Linked DNA regions of Homo sapiens: all the other regions are linked to region 3. Evidence: chromatin contacts called from ENCODE Hi-C or POLR2A ChIA-PET data. All regions are on one chromosome and are shown on one strand. Each heading gives the region's core, a stretch centred on a gene start or an enhancer-like site at or near the end of the contact. The rest is flanking DNA. Distances are from core to core; before and after follow the strand shown. Region 1 has its middle 110 kb from the start of LINC00703. Region 2 holds the start of MANCR (mitotically associated long non coding RNA). Region 3 holds the start of LINC02660 (long intergenic non-protein coding RNA 2660).

Region 1 (4,181 bases), core at 1,617-4,116, 590 kb after region 3:
CATTTTGATAGTGGATACTGGCATTACTGTCTTTGCTTTTTTAGGAAGATAATTCTGACACCGAGGGGGCAGTTGGACTGGAAGGTCAAGATCAGTTGTATTCTAATAAAAGAAAAAAGAAAAGTCCTAATTTGTAGTGTTTGTAGATTTCATACTGTGAATACTCCAGCTATGGTCAGTGTCTTTCTTTTTTTAAATTTTTAATTTTTGTGGGTACATAGTAGGATATTTACAGAGTACATAACATGTTTTCATACAGGCATGCAATGTGAAATAAGCACATCATGAAGCATGGAGTATCCACCCCTACAAGCATTCATCCATTGAGTTGCAAATAATCCAGTAACCATCCTTCTACTCTCTATGTCCATGAGTTCAATTATTTGGATGTTTAGCTCCCACAAATAAGTGAGAACATGTGATGTTCATCCTTCTCTGCTGCAGTTATGTCACTTAACATAATGATCTCCAGTTCTACCCATGTTGTTGCAAATGACTCAATCTCATTCTTTTTTATGGCTGAATGGTACTCCATTGTGCATATGTACCACATTTTCTTTTTTTTAGCTTTTTTTTTAGCTTTTTTTGTTTTTTTCGAAATGAAGTTTCATTCTTGTTGCCCAGGCTGGAGTGCAATGGCAGGATCTCAGCTCACTGCAACCTCTGCCTCCTGGGTTCAAGTGATTCTTCTGCCTCAGCCTCCCGAGTAGCTGGGATTACAGGCCTGCACCACCACGCCCGGCTAATTTTGTATTTTTTAGTAGACTTGGGGTTTCTCCACGTTTGTCAGGCTGGTCTTGAACTCTGGACCTCAGGTGATCTGCCTGCCTTGGCGTCCCAAAGTGCTGGGATTACAGACATGAGCCATGGCGCCTGGCCATTTTTTAACTTTTATTTTAGGCTCAGGGACACATGTGTAGGTTTGTTATATAGGTAAGCTCATGTCACAGGGAGTTGATGTACAGATTATTTCATCAGGTACTAAGCCTAGGACCCATTAGTTACTTTTTTTCTGCTCCTTTCCCTCCTCCCACCCTCTACCCTCAAGTAGGCTCCAGAGTGTGTTGTCCCTTCTTACGGTCAGTTTCAAGCTAGCACTTGTTTCACCGGCTCACAAAATTATTGAGCATTCAGCTCTGTGCTCTTGCAGGACTATCCAAGCTGGGCCCCATCCCCACTGGGAAGAGCTCTTCATCAAGAGGACAGGTAGGAAACCATGGACCAACACAAGACACTAAAGACTGGTGGCTGGAGGAGCTAATGCAATGGTGTTCAAATGCGGCAAAGCGTACGATTTGATAGACATTTTTGAGATTGAGGAAATCTGGCAACTGACAGATTTTTTTTAAAAGAGAAGTCATGGAAAAGTATCAATTTTATCACTTGAAAGGTTAACTGGATGATGGTGTCTGTGATTGCGATTCAGCAAAAAAGAGCAGACATTTGTGAAAAAGAAGAATTCAGTTACATTTCAGCACCCTAAATTGCTTAAGCACAGCTGTGGGGCTTGTCTTGGGTGAGAACACCAGGCTACGAGATGCTTTCCTATATAACCAAGGTATAGATAGGTTAACTATTCTATAGACTCATCTACCTGGGAATTTTATAAGAATTTAACAGAACACATTCAATGAAGTATGTCTGTCTTCCTACAGGTAAATTGACCCTATTCTTTATATTCTGGTTTAAAATTAAGAGTATAATTTTCCACTAACCTCCCAAAGTAGGTCTCAAAGGTGTTCCTGGGTCTTTCATCTCCCTGTTCTCAAATATTATTACTTCCTTTTATTCTGTAAGTAAAATCGTCCTGGACTTACTCTCAAGTGTAATTTTAAAAATCACTCATTTCTGCTGTGACAAGTAGCTGGGACCTGAGTACCTTCCCTAGGAATTCATTTTTTATATTTCTGCCACAGTTAACTTCTTTTAAATGTCATGATATCCATCTTTAATAAGTTGTATTATGGAGAACATGGCAAGAATGTGGCCAGAAGGATGAAGCAATTGGAAATTGAGGCACTGAGGAAGGGTTAAGACATGCAAGTTTTTGGCATGGAGAAGAGAAACCTGGAGAGGGGAACATGCGGTAGTTGTTTGTCATCAAGCACGAGGAAAGTGTCATAGGAAAGAGTCCTCAATCTGTGTGTCCCAAAAAGTAAACTCAGAAGTCACTGAGGGAGGCAATAGCAAAAATGAGTTTGGTTTTGTGCCAGGGGGACCCTCCACTGAAGCAACTCAGATGTGGATGGAGCTGCCTTGACGCTGGAGGTAGGTAGAGCACTGGAGATCACCCAAGGTGTCATTTTAAAAGGAATTCTAGCTGTTAAGAAGCGCTGGGCTGGAGGATCTTTAAAGACCTGTTAAATGGAGGATTCTACCATTCTCTGAAATGAATGTTCTCTACAAACCTATCATTCTTCCCTAGTGTTCATGTTTTTCCCAGTGACTGAGTTTTGCAAGCCAGTAACACTAAAGAAGAAACATTTATATTCTCTTTCGCAGTAGAGTTATGTTGAATAAAAGGCCTCAATGCTAACAGAGAAAATATGTGCTTTCTACTTTGGTACACACAGAGAGCTCATTAGTTCTAAATTTAGAAGTAAGCTTTAGTTTTGGAGGGACTCCAAGTTTGACTAATACATTTGACGATGTCCTTGTTAGAAAAAAAAATACCATGATGGAGAATTCTATTTTTCTAGGTTGGTATGTGTGGATGGAGAGGGAAAAACACATGCTCTTTTCTATGCGCTAATTCCATCTGTTCACAATTATTGAGTAGGTGTGCCAATTGAATGATGCTCAGTACACAGTAGGTAGGCAACGGGTGCTTTTAGTCTGACAGTATTTATAGTTCCTACTTGGCAGAGGTAAATCACTTAGCTAATTCTCAGAGCGTCTTGATTTAAACCAACTGCTCTATTTTTCTCCAGGGCAAGCTGCCTGGTAATGAGACACTGGTCAACCACAAGGCGTCATTTTGTTTCAGCAAAGTCTATTGAGCACCGATTAGGTGTAAGTAAACAAAGATAAACATAAGGAAATTAAAAAATAAGTAAGCAAAGGTAACCAAGATGCTGCATTTAAGAATCTGCTCTCAAGGAACTTGGTCTTGGCAGAAAGACACGTTTGAATAAGTAACTTAGTATCATTATCAGTGCTCAAAAAGCCTGTTATTTAGCATAATTTTTCTCTAGGAATCTTAAAAAACCACTGTATAGATAGTTCAAAATTCTCTAAACTACCTTGCTTAAAAGCATTCAATAACTTTAAATAAAGTATTTCAGTGTAGAGTAGTACTTTACCACATATTTTTCTCTCCATGAATATCAAAATAAATAAAAATAATTTGTCAGAAGCTTTATGTATTTTAAAATTAATAATAAAAATATTAAATATCAAATATATGGGTTTAATATGTTTAAAATATTAATTTTTAATTCTATCCCCCAAAATCATGACATTGTTTCCTATATGGAATTCTAAACCACAGTGATGTTCCCGTCATAATTCATTAGGCTAGCTCTCCCTCCACCGTTGACAGCAGCAGGAGGACACCAGCAGGGAGAAGTGGCAACGTGGAATGGTCAACTACACACGTATGCCTCTGGTGCCCACTCCTGCACCCTCTGATGAGGAGAAGCTGGGTGAAATAGTGGGACAGGTGATATTTAGTTACAAGCTAAATAACCACTGGCATCACCCTAGGATGTCACCATAACATGTTTTCCTCTTCCTCATCTCTCTGACTCTCTTGTTAACTTGATTGTAAAGTGGATGGACATCCCATTAGAACTCTGATTTACAAACTAATATTGACAGAAACTTTTTTCACACTGTACTAACTCAGACACACAGGCAGTTGTGTTTTAGATGCTGTTAATTTGTTAGAAAGAGAGTTGGCAATGGTGGTGACCCTGGATCACTACACTGAAACAGGAAAAGACAAAAAAAATCTAGAGATAAGTAAAAAGAATAAATATTCATGTACACTATATTTTTTCCTAAAAAAGAAAACACTTAACAGTTTGATAGGCCTACATGGAATTGACCTTCTAATATGTGGCTAATCATCATTTAATAATACTTAGAAACTAAAAATACTAATGAATCATTGAATGTCTCTCCATCTATTCAAATCTGTAAGTTCCTTTAATACATAAAGGGTTTTTCCCTAGGGAGGC
Region 2 (4,275 bases), core at 679-3,178, 770 kb after region 3:
GAAAGAAACTGCCAACCCACAATTCTACATCCAACAAATGTATTCTTCAGAATATGAAGGCAAAATAGAGACAACCTCATACGTTCCACCATTGTGTTTTGGAAGCAGATAATTTGTTTTCTAGTTTTACAGTTCTGTGGATGAAGGGACTTTGCCCCAGTATGGATGAAAACTAAGAGTCTCACCCATACCTAATTTAGATCATTTCAATGATGAGATTTGTAACTTTTTGAGTTGATATTAATGTGACATTTTTTAGAGTTAACGCTTAAATGGGTTAAGAATTTGGGGGACATGGGTAAATGTATTTTGCACACGGGAGAACATGAATTTGGGGTGCCAGCTGGTGGAGTTTACTGGGTTAATTAGTGCCACCCTTCAGCCCCCTAAAAATGCCTGTTCAACTGGAACCTGTGAATGTGACCTTATTTGGAAATGGGATTTTTTGCAGATTTAATGATGAGGTAATCATGGATTAGAGGGATCTATAATCTAATACATGGTATCTGTGGTTTCCTCATAGGAGGGAAATTTGGACATGGACACATAGGGAAGACAGCCATGTGGAGACAGAGGCAGAGGTGGACCTGCTGCCGCAAAACCACAGGGCGCCAAGTACTGTGGGCCACTGAGAAAACTAAAGGAGAGGAAGGATTCTTCCCTGGAGCTTTGGAGAGGGTGCGGCCCTACTTTCACCTGGATTTCAGACTTCAGACTTCCAGAACCATGAAGGAATAAGCTCTCTTTGTTTCAAAACCACTCAGTCAAGGCACTTTGTTACAACAGCCTAGGAAACTAATACAGGAATTGGTATTAGTAAAATCATTATTGTTGGCTCATATGACCATACTCATAGAACTTTTAAGATAATATGTAAATAAGCAACTAAAACAAAAAGTCAGAAAGCTTTATGGTGCCAGATCAATATACAAATAAATATCATTATTTTCCAATAAAAACAATTATATAATGTAACAATAATAAAGTAATAATACAAAGAAACTTCCCATAATAGCTACCAAAAATTCTAAAGTAGTTATAACTAGTTTTTAAAAATAATATGTTCAGAAATTTTATATAAACAAATATAAATTTTAAGTTAAAAAGAAAAAGAAATGGATAAATACATCATTAATGAAGTTTCAATCAAAATTCATACATGAATATTTCACAGAATTTGACAAGTATATCTAAAAATTATTTTAAAGGAGTAAAACGAGCTTGGAATTATTTGAAGAAGAAAGTATTTATCCTTTTGTATATTAAGAGTTAGCCTAAGTCTCCCGGGACTCAATGGTATCACCTCTCTAACAAAAAAGGTCACAGAGATATGAAAACACATCATAAAAAAATCTATCGTTTTATCACACAATGATTTGATCACCTGTGCACATGGAAACAACCTTATTTTAAATCCTTGTTTAGAGTCAATTTTAAGGGATAATGTTGCATGTGAAGCTCCATAATCATTCTTTTGTGTTAAGTGGTTGAGGAAAATATCAGGCTGGTGAGATGTTAATTATAGGTCCAGGGAATAACTTGAGTTAATAAATCAGAGATGAGTCCAAAGTTCTGTAAACAAGTTTCAACATTTCTGGGCACCTGAGATTAAGCACAGCTCTGAGAAGTGCTCCACACGTTCCTAAGTATATGATGCAAGTTTTACTTTGGCAAGAAAATGTAACTATATCTAGTACCCACCTTAGGAACATGAATGACGAAATGGAGATTTCACATTTGCCAGATGAATAGGACTAATGTAGAAAAACAAATCAAACTGTCCTTTACTCTCAGTCAACCCCCTTCTCAATAACAAAAACATCCACATATCCACATTGTCCATCTATTTTAAGGTCAATATAGTATGGATATTATACCAACTTGCAAAAATAAATTAAACCACTTACCACAGGTATCCTCCAACATCATTGGCACCATTAAATAACATTCATTCAGAACTACTTTTAGTGAATGTAGATACTTAATGTTTACAGACGAGGAAATCTGAATGGTACGAAACAAACAGAGACTTGTTCAAGGTCTCACACTGACTCAGCAGCAAAGTCCACATAGGAAGTGAATGTTCCTGAAGTAGCACATTTTGTTTGGACTACAAGACCAACTGAGTTATTATCTTTATTTGAAAATGATTCATGCAAGTCTGCCACAGATGAAGGCAAGCTGTGGAATTCTTACTCAAACTCTTTGTTGTTATTATGGGAAAGCTTCAAGTCTGGGGTTTTTTGTTTGTTTGTTTAATACCTCATATTTGTTATCCGAAAAAAACAAACAGCGTTCATTCACCTGTCAAGCAACAAACGACTCTCCACGAGAATGCAGATTTTGATCAATAGGAGTTTTATTACTTGGCTCAAGTAAGGGGAGCACTGGGTGTATTCTCCAAAGCAGTGTCTCCCTGAGGGAAAGTGGCAGGAGGGTTTTATGGGGTGATGGAGAGGGGAGAGGGTGCATTATCGCATGTAGATGAGGGGTCCCAGCGGTGCAGACACAGTGTCATCATGGCAACACATGGGTTACATGTTATGATAACGGAACTACAGTTCCTCCAGGATGGAGACGTTACAGTCATGAGGAAGATTCACCAGGGTTCATCTCTAAGTTGCCAGGGTCTGTCAGGAGCTGGTTTCAACCAACTAGGTTACTATAGTCCACCCAGGGTTTAGGGAAGAACAGGCTGCAGGGCAGGAAGCTGTAAATCAGGCTGATGGCTCACGTGGATTAAACTCCTATGGTTCCTAGAGACCCTCCTTGTCTGCTTATATATCCTAGAACTGAAAAATAAATTGAAAAGTGAAGTGGTTATGGTGGTCGCACTTCTGAATTCTGGTATGCCCCTCCTACCTCCCCCTACTAAGTAAAGAAAGATAAATCAGTCGTCTTAACAGTATTTAAAACAGCCCTTCCCAAAAACTCAATACATGAAACTTTCTTTCTAGTTGATCTTTGTACCAAATGATCTGGCCAATAAAGGAATAAAATCTTTGAGCTCAAATAACCATGAAAATGCAATACCCGATTTTCCTAAATGCACTTCCTAATGTGAAGGCCATTCACAAAAGCAAATATCCACCCCAGATTCTACTGGGTATGAAACATCTCAATGACTGATACTTCATCTTATCACCTGAAAATTAAATAATTTTATTACAAAAAGAATTAGTAGATTATATTGCTAAATCAAGTTTAGCCTAGAGCTGCCTCCTTACATATTTTAAGTTCAGTCTAAACGTTTCTCTGTAGGTAATGAACTGTAACCTCACTGGACGTGTAAACAGACTGTGACCTACCTACTCTTGTGCCAATCATGGAGTTTCAGCCAATCACAGGCGGCCGGCTGTTCAAACCATGTTTAAATAAGGCAAACGCAGAGCTGTAAGCAATCTAGGTGTTTCTGCACCTCTCGTCCATTTTCTGTAAGTCCTTTTTCTGTTCATAAATCTTCTTCCATCACGTGGCTGTGCTGGAGTCTTTGAACCTACCCTGCCTCGGGAGGCTGCCCCAATCAGCAATTTGTTCTTTGCTCAATTAAACTCTATTAATTTAATTTGCCTAAAAATTTTTTAACAATGTTTACTAGTAAATTTCATTTTTTCTTGCAAAAAAGAAAAAATCCTGAAAACAGGAGTAGGGAAAGATTGATGGCTAAAATTAAATATGGTTAACTTTAATATTTTAACTTATCACAAGAAAATTGCATTGCTTTGGACTATAAAAGTGATACATAAATCTTTCACTTCAGTAGCGCCATCACCATCATCAAATATTTAAAAACTTACATATGAAAAGAAATATGGTGGGGAGGGAAGTAGACAGAAACAGTTAAGAAACTAGGACATAATAAGACAGCAAAATTCCTGTTGGTTTATTTTTTGCTTGTTTCCTTGCTTAGTATTCTCTGATAGCCAAAGAATAGACGAAATATTCTAAGAGCCAACGAATAGACAAAATTGGGCAGCTGCTTCTGGAATACAAAGGTACAAATCCTTAGAAAGTTCTTCTGAGCAGATAATCTTCCCAGAGCCTTGACACAAATGTGATCATTAGAATTTTATTTCTCTGGGTTAAAAGTAACCTCAGGGAAGACAGCACTGTTGAGAGGCATTTACATCACTGAAAATTATTTTGGCATAACATTTTAAATATAAAAACCAGCTTGGAAAATGAGAGACGCTGGAAAATGCAAAAGCCTGTGTACATGGGGCCTATGCTTTAGGTTGGAGAGCCAGGACCCCGGGCGAGAGAGAACAAGCTAAA
Region 3 (4,457 bases), core at 729-3,228:
GGAAGGCTGACGCAGCTGAATTGCTTGTAGTCACAGCTACTGAGGAGGGAGGCAGAGGCTGCAGTGAGCAGAGATCGTGCCATTGCACTCCAGCAGAGTGAGACTCCATCTCAAGAAAAAAGAAGGCCGGGTGCAGTGGCTAACGCCTGTAATCCCAGCACTTTGTGAGGCCAAGGCAGGTGGATCACGAGGTCAGGAGATCGAGACCATCCTGGCTAACATGGTGAAACCCCGTCTCTACTGAAAATACAAAAAATTAGCCAGGCATAGTGGCGGGTCGGTAGTCCCAGCTACTCAAGAGGCTGAGGCAGGAGAAAGGCGTGAACCTGGGAGGCGGAGCTTGCAGTGAGCCGAGATCATGCCACTGCACTCCAGCCTGGGGGACAGAGCAAGACTCCATCTCAAAAAAAAAAAAAAAAAGTGACGTGGTGTGGCCTAGGCTGCGGAAAACATGGTCTGCCTCTTCCAAACTCTTCACTTTTTATCAGGAGAAAGGCTCATTAGCACGAGCTTCCTTTAATGGCTAGCACAAAATAGGTGTTTAATAAATGACCTTGTTGATGAAGAGGATTAATGAACCAAATCCGCATTGTTTTGCTTAATTAGGTATATTTATTTAGGCATGTATTATTAGCAAAACATTTTGGAGATCTGAGGAAATGATCTGGACAATTTTAAGACAGAAATCCTGATATTTAGCTAGCAGTTATTTTAGGTGTAAATAATCAATGATGTTAAGTAGATTCAATTAAATAATTGTTCAAATGTATTTTGCTTCCTTAGACAAAGGGTAGACATAAACTATACCACGTGGCATAGTCTTTTTTGTTCAAAAAGGTAGTCAGTCTGTCTTTGAAAGATCAACTTGACCTAAAATTGTAATTCAGTGTATCTTCATATAAAATTATTAAATTTTTATCTGCAGAATTATTTTCAACAGCATTGATTGCAATAGTTTTGCGATTATGCTTTCCTTTAGATCATAAGCCAATGACTTCTTCCGTCTTACTTTATGCATAATAGAATTGTTATAAGAGAATTAAACCTGAGAGTACTTCCATTATTGGAAGAATTTCTCCTGTCAGCTTTTTGTCAACTGCTTATAAAACTGTAGAAGAAAAATTATTCTTCAATATACGGTTTTCATTATGCATTAGATGCCTTTAATATTCCTAAGTGCCATAATTTCACATATGCCGTGTGTCACCTGGTGTATGTAAACATGAAATTACTTGGAGATTATTGCATAGTTATATCAAAATGCTGAGCAGAAAAAAAAATGACATCCAATATTCACCCAGGGTTTAGACAATACATTTTTGTTTGATGTGAAAGCATTCATAATTTCATCACAGAAGAGCATTTTTCAATGGTGCTCCCAGATTGCCTGTAAAAGATAATTCCTCCCTTGTGGACAGGCTTCTATCTCATGCCCTCCGCGTGCCGCTGGTTTATCTGTGCAGAGAGGGACACCCAAAGGGGGACAGTGAGCCCACTGTGTCTTTTAGAACCCAAAGCGAGTTACTGCAAACCTCAGGCAATTGAAGTGAATATTGGCTAGCTCAAAAGGCTGTGAAGATGACCACCGTATCTATCTGAGTAATTTTTTTCTTCTGTCTCAGTCTTGAAATCAGGCATGGTTATTTTTATTTTCGGTGTATGCAGGCTTAACCTATGTGCTTATATTCACAATGAACTCTTGAATCGGATCCTCTGTGTTTTGCTGGGGAGTATTCATTCCCCACTTGACCTGCTTTGTTGCTCAAAACTTTGTAGCTCATCTTTGCCTTCCCGTCTGTTTATTCTTGGTGTGGGGTTGTCAAGGAGAAATGTTGGAAGGGAGAGAAGGGAGCAGGCATCATAGATGGTATTACAGGCGGCTGGTCTCTCCTCTCTCAGCCAACTATGAGAACTATTTGGGATTGAAGGAGATAAGCTACAGCAAGTCGTTACTTGTCCTGAATGCACGACCTTCTTTCTTTGAGCAAGAGGACAAACCTGGGTAGGGATCTCTATGATGTTTTCTGCGTTGCCCGTGGACGTTCATCTTTCTGATTTGTTAGCTGAAGATGAGGATCTGGAGCAGGAGCTCGGAGTGCCATTGTTCCATGGGCAGATGTGCAGCAGAGATTGTGAGTGGGGTCTGTTGGGGCGGTCAGGGGGCCCTCCTGAGCTGGCCTCTCTCGCCTGCGACTTCACAATGCTTGTTCTGAGTTCAGCGTTTTCACTGGAGAGAGCTACAGCTGGGAAGTGCTGTTTTTTTCTAGGTGCTCTCAGCTGCTATTACCTCTTCTATCTCTTCCTCTGGAAAAATATTAGGGGCCTTTTTGTCTTAACAGAAGAAGAAGTAGATTCATTCATTCTTTTTTTTCTTTTTCTTTTTCTTTTTTTTCAGACAGTCTCGCTCTGTTGCCCAGGCTGAAGTGCAGTGGCACGATCTTGGCTCACTGCAACCTCCACCTCCCTCCCGGGTTCAAGCGATTCTCCTGCTTCAGAATCCTGAGTAGCTGGGATTACAGGCTGTGCCATCATGTCTGGCTAATTTTTGTATTCTTAGTAGAGACGGGCTTCACCATGTTGGCCAGGCTGGTCTCCAACTCCTGACCTCAGGTGGCCCACCAGCCTCGGTCTCCCAAAGTGCTGGGATTACAGGCGTGAGCCACCGCACCCGGCCAATATTCATTCATTCTTTCTCACCTCTTCCTCCGCTCTTTAAGGTTGAGCTTGCCTGGCCCAAGGCACAGAGTTCTGGGAAGGATGGAAGAGAGGGGAAGGGAGAGCACCAACATCACGGACCGCCTTTCACATCAGCGGCAGCAGCAGTAAAACCCCCAGAAAACCTGGGGTAGGCGTGGGGGTCTGTTTAGATCAGCCCTGGAGGCAGCCTCCCATGTCCCTCCTGGACATTTGTTCACCTTCACAGAACCCACTTCTTTCCCATCGTCTGTTCGGATATCTGTTTCCTGCACCGGGCAGGTAGCACAGCACACTCAGGGGTTTCTCTGACTCACCTTGGCAGCCCCAGCCCTCAGCACACTGCCTACCACTTAGTATTTAGAGAACCTATGCCCTTTGAAAAAAGTAGGTAAATAGTAAAATATTATTTTTACCATTGGAACAAACACAATTATATGCTTGATGAAATTCAAACAGTACAAATGCAAGAAAAAAAAGGCTTGTTAGGTACAAATATTGGAAGAAAAGAGCTTGGGGCCAGAAGTGACCCCAGACAGATGGGCTGGGAAAGAAGGGCTTTACAGGGACCTCAGTGGCACACAGGGCCTAGACCCAGAGATGGGGCCTTCTTGACAGGACACCTCTGTCCAAGGGCATGGGTTGCGCTCATGTCTCTGTAACATATTTCAAAAAGGATGCAAAGAAACCCAACTTTTCCGGAGAAAGTGGCAAAAATAATGAAGAGTGGTTGACCAGAAGGCTTAGGGCCCTGGGACTGTGTTGCTAGAGAGTAAGAACCACCTGTCCTTGAGCAAACCAAACTGGCTTTGATCTTCTGCCCTTCTCTGTAGAGGACTGAGCAGGAGGAAATAAGAATTACATGAAGAGCTTCCTAGGGAGCTTCCGGAAGAAAATCTTAGTCCCCTGCCCTGGACACTTTCGCCAGTCAAGGGCAGAAGGTGGCTAAACAATAGGACGGTTGAGTATCCCTTATTCATAGTGCTTAGGACCAGAAGAGTTTTGGATCATGAATTTTTTTGGAGCATTTCAGATTTTCACAGCCGCAGGTAGGGGGACAGGTTGATGAAAGCCCCGCTGTGTCCCGTGATTTGTGACAGATATCTGTTTTCTTCCTCATTCCAATGCATCATCTTGGATTTTGGAATATTTGCATTATACTTATCAGTTGAGCATCACAAATTCAAAAATCCAAAATCTGAAATGCTCCAAATAAGAATTTCCTTTCAGCCTCATGTCGGCATTCAAAAAATTTCAAATTTTGGAGCATTTTGGATGTCAGATTTTCAGACTTGAGGTGCTCAGCCTGTACAGGTTATTCAGGCTCCTGAATTCTGTGATTGCTTTTTTTTTTTTTCTAGAGCAAAGTTCCATAAAGAGCAGATGGAGAGGTGTTGATTAGCAATCAATTAATTAGTTGATATTTATTGGACCCTTAACTCTGTGTCAGGTATGGCTCTAAGGGCTTGTAAAAGCATCAAATCAATTTATCCAGGCCTCATACTGCCCACTCCAGCATGTACTATTATATTATTAGCCCATTTTATAGATGAGGAACCTGAGGAATAGCAGTGTTGAATCACTTGCCCGACGTTGTATTTCTTGAGTATGATTGTAGGTATTAGACGGGGTTCTGAAACAGGGCAAGGATGCAATTGAAATAAAGAAGGAAACAGATACCTGTCACAAGTCACTGGATACAGCTGAGCTTCTATCAACACAACTCAAGTGTGTGCATCTGGTACCTGTCAAGTTAGAGAAAT

The links. Hi-C counts contacts between places; a loop is a spot of excess contacts on that map. ChIA-PET counts read pairs that join two places held with the same protein, here RNA polymerase II (POLR2A). Pooled maps may share reads with other maps.
Region 1: a loop to region 3 is called in a pooled map of heart right ventricle, with 1.9 times the contacts of the local background. The contact joins the enhancer-like site here to the promoter of LINC02660 in region 3. A Hi-C loop is called at or near these places in 1 of 168 maps with a recorded cell type or tissue (cardiac septum) and 2 of 50 pooled maps. POLR2A ChIA-PET finds 5 or more read pairs at or near these places in 1 of 52 experiments (BJ).
Region 2: a loop to region 3 is called in a map of mammary epithelial cell, with 3 times the contacts of the local background. The contact joins the promoter of MANCR here to the promoter of LINC02660 in region 3. A Hi-C loop is called at or near these places in 7 of 168 maps with a recorded cell type or tissue (Right ventricle myocardium inferior, Right ventricle myocardium superior, cardiac septum and 3 more) and 9 of 50 pooled maps. POLR2A ChIA-PET finds 5 or more read pairs at or near these places in 1 of 52 experiments (Panc1).

What each region holds. Positions count from the first base shown.
Region 1 is chr10:4,496,270-4,500,450 of GRCh38, forward strand. No RefSeq gene overlaps it. Among named protein-coding and RNA genes, the nearest start is that of LINC00703, 110 kb to the left of the region's middle. Within about 2 kb of position 2,867, at least 3 of the 41 ENCODE cell types and tissues checked have a DNase peak (open chromatin) inside an H3K27ac peak, as active enhancers do.
Region 2 is chr10:4,676,142-4,680,416 of GRCh38, forward strand. MANCR (mitotically associated long non coding RNA) reads right to left here and starts at 1,929. Exons shown (of 4, transcript NR_024475.1): 1 at 1,908-1,929. It overlaps LOC105376373 (a long non-coding RNA gene), which reads left to right. Exons shown (of 4, transcript XR_001747338.2): 2 at 524-678; 3 at 3,262-3,434.
Region 3 is chr10:3,910,045-3,914,501 of GRCh38, forward strand. It overlaps LINC02660 (long intergenic non-protein coding RNA 2660), which reads left to right and starts at 1,979. Exons shown (of 3, transcript NR_183984.1): 1 at 1,979-2,002.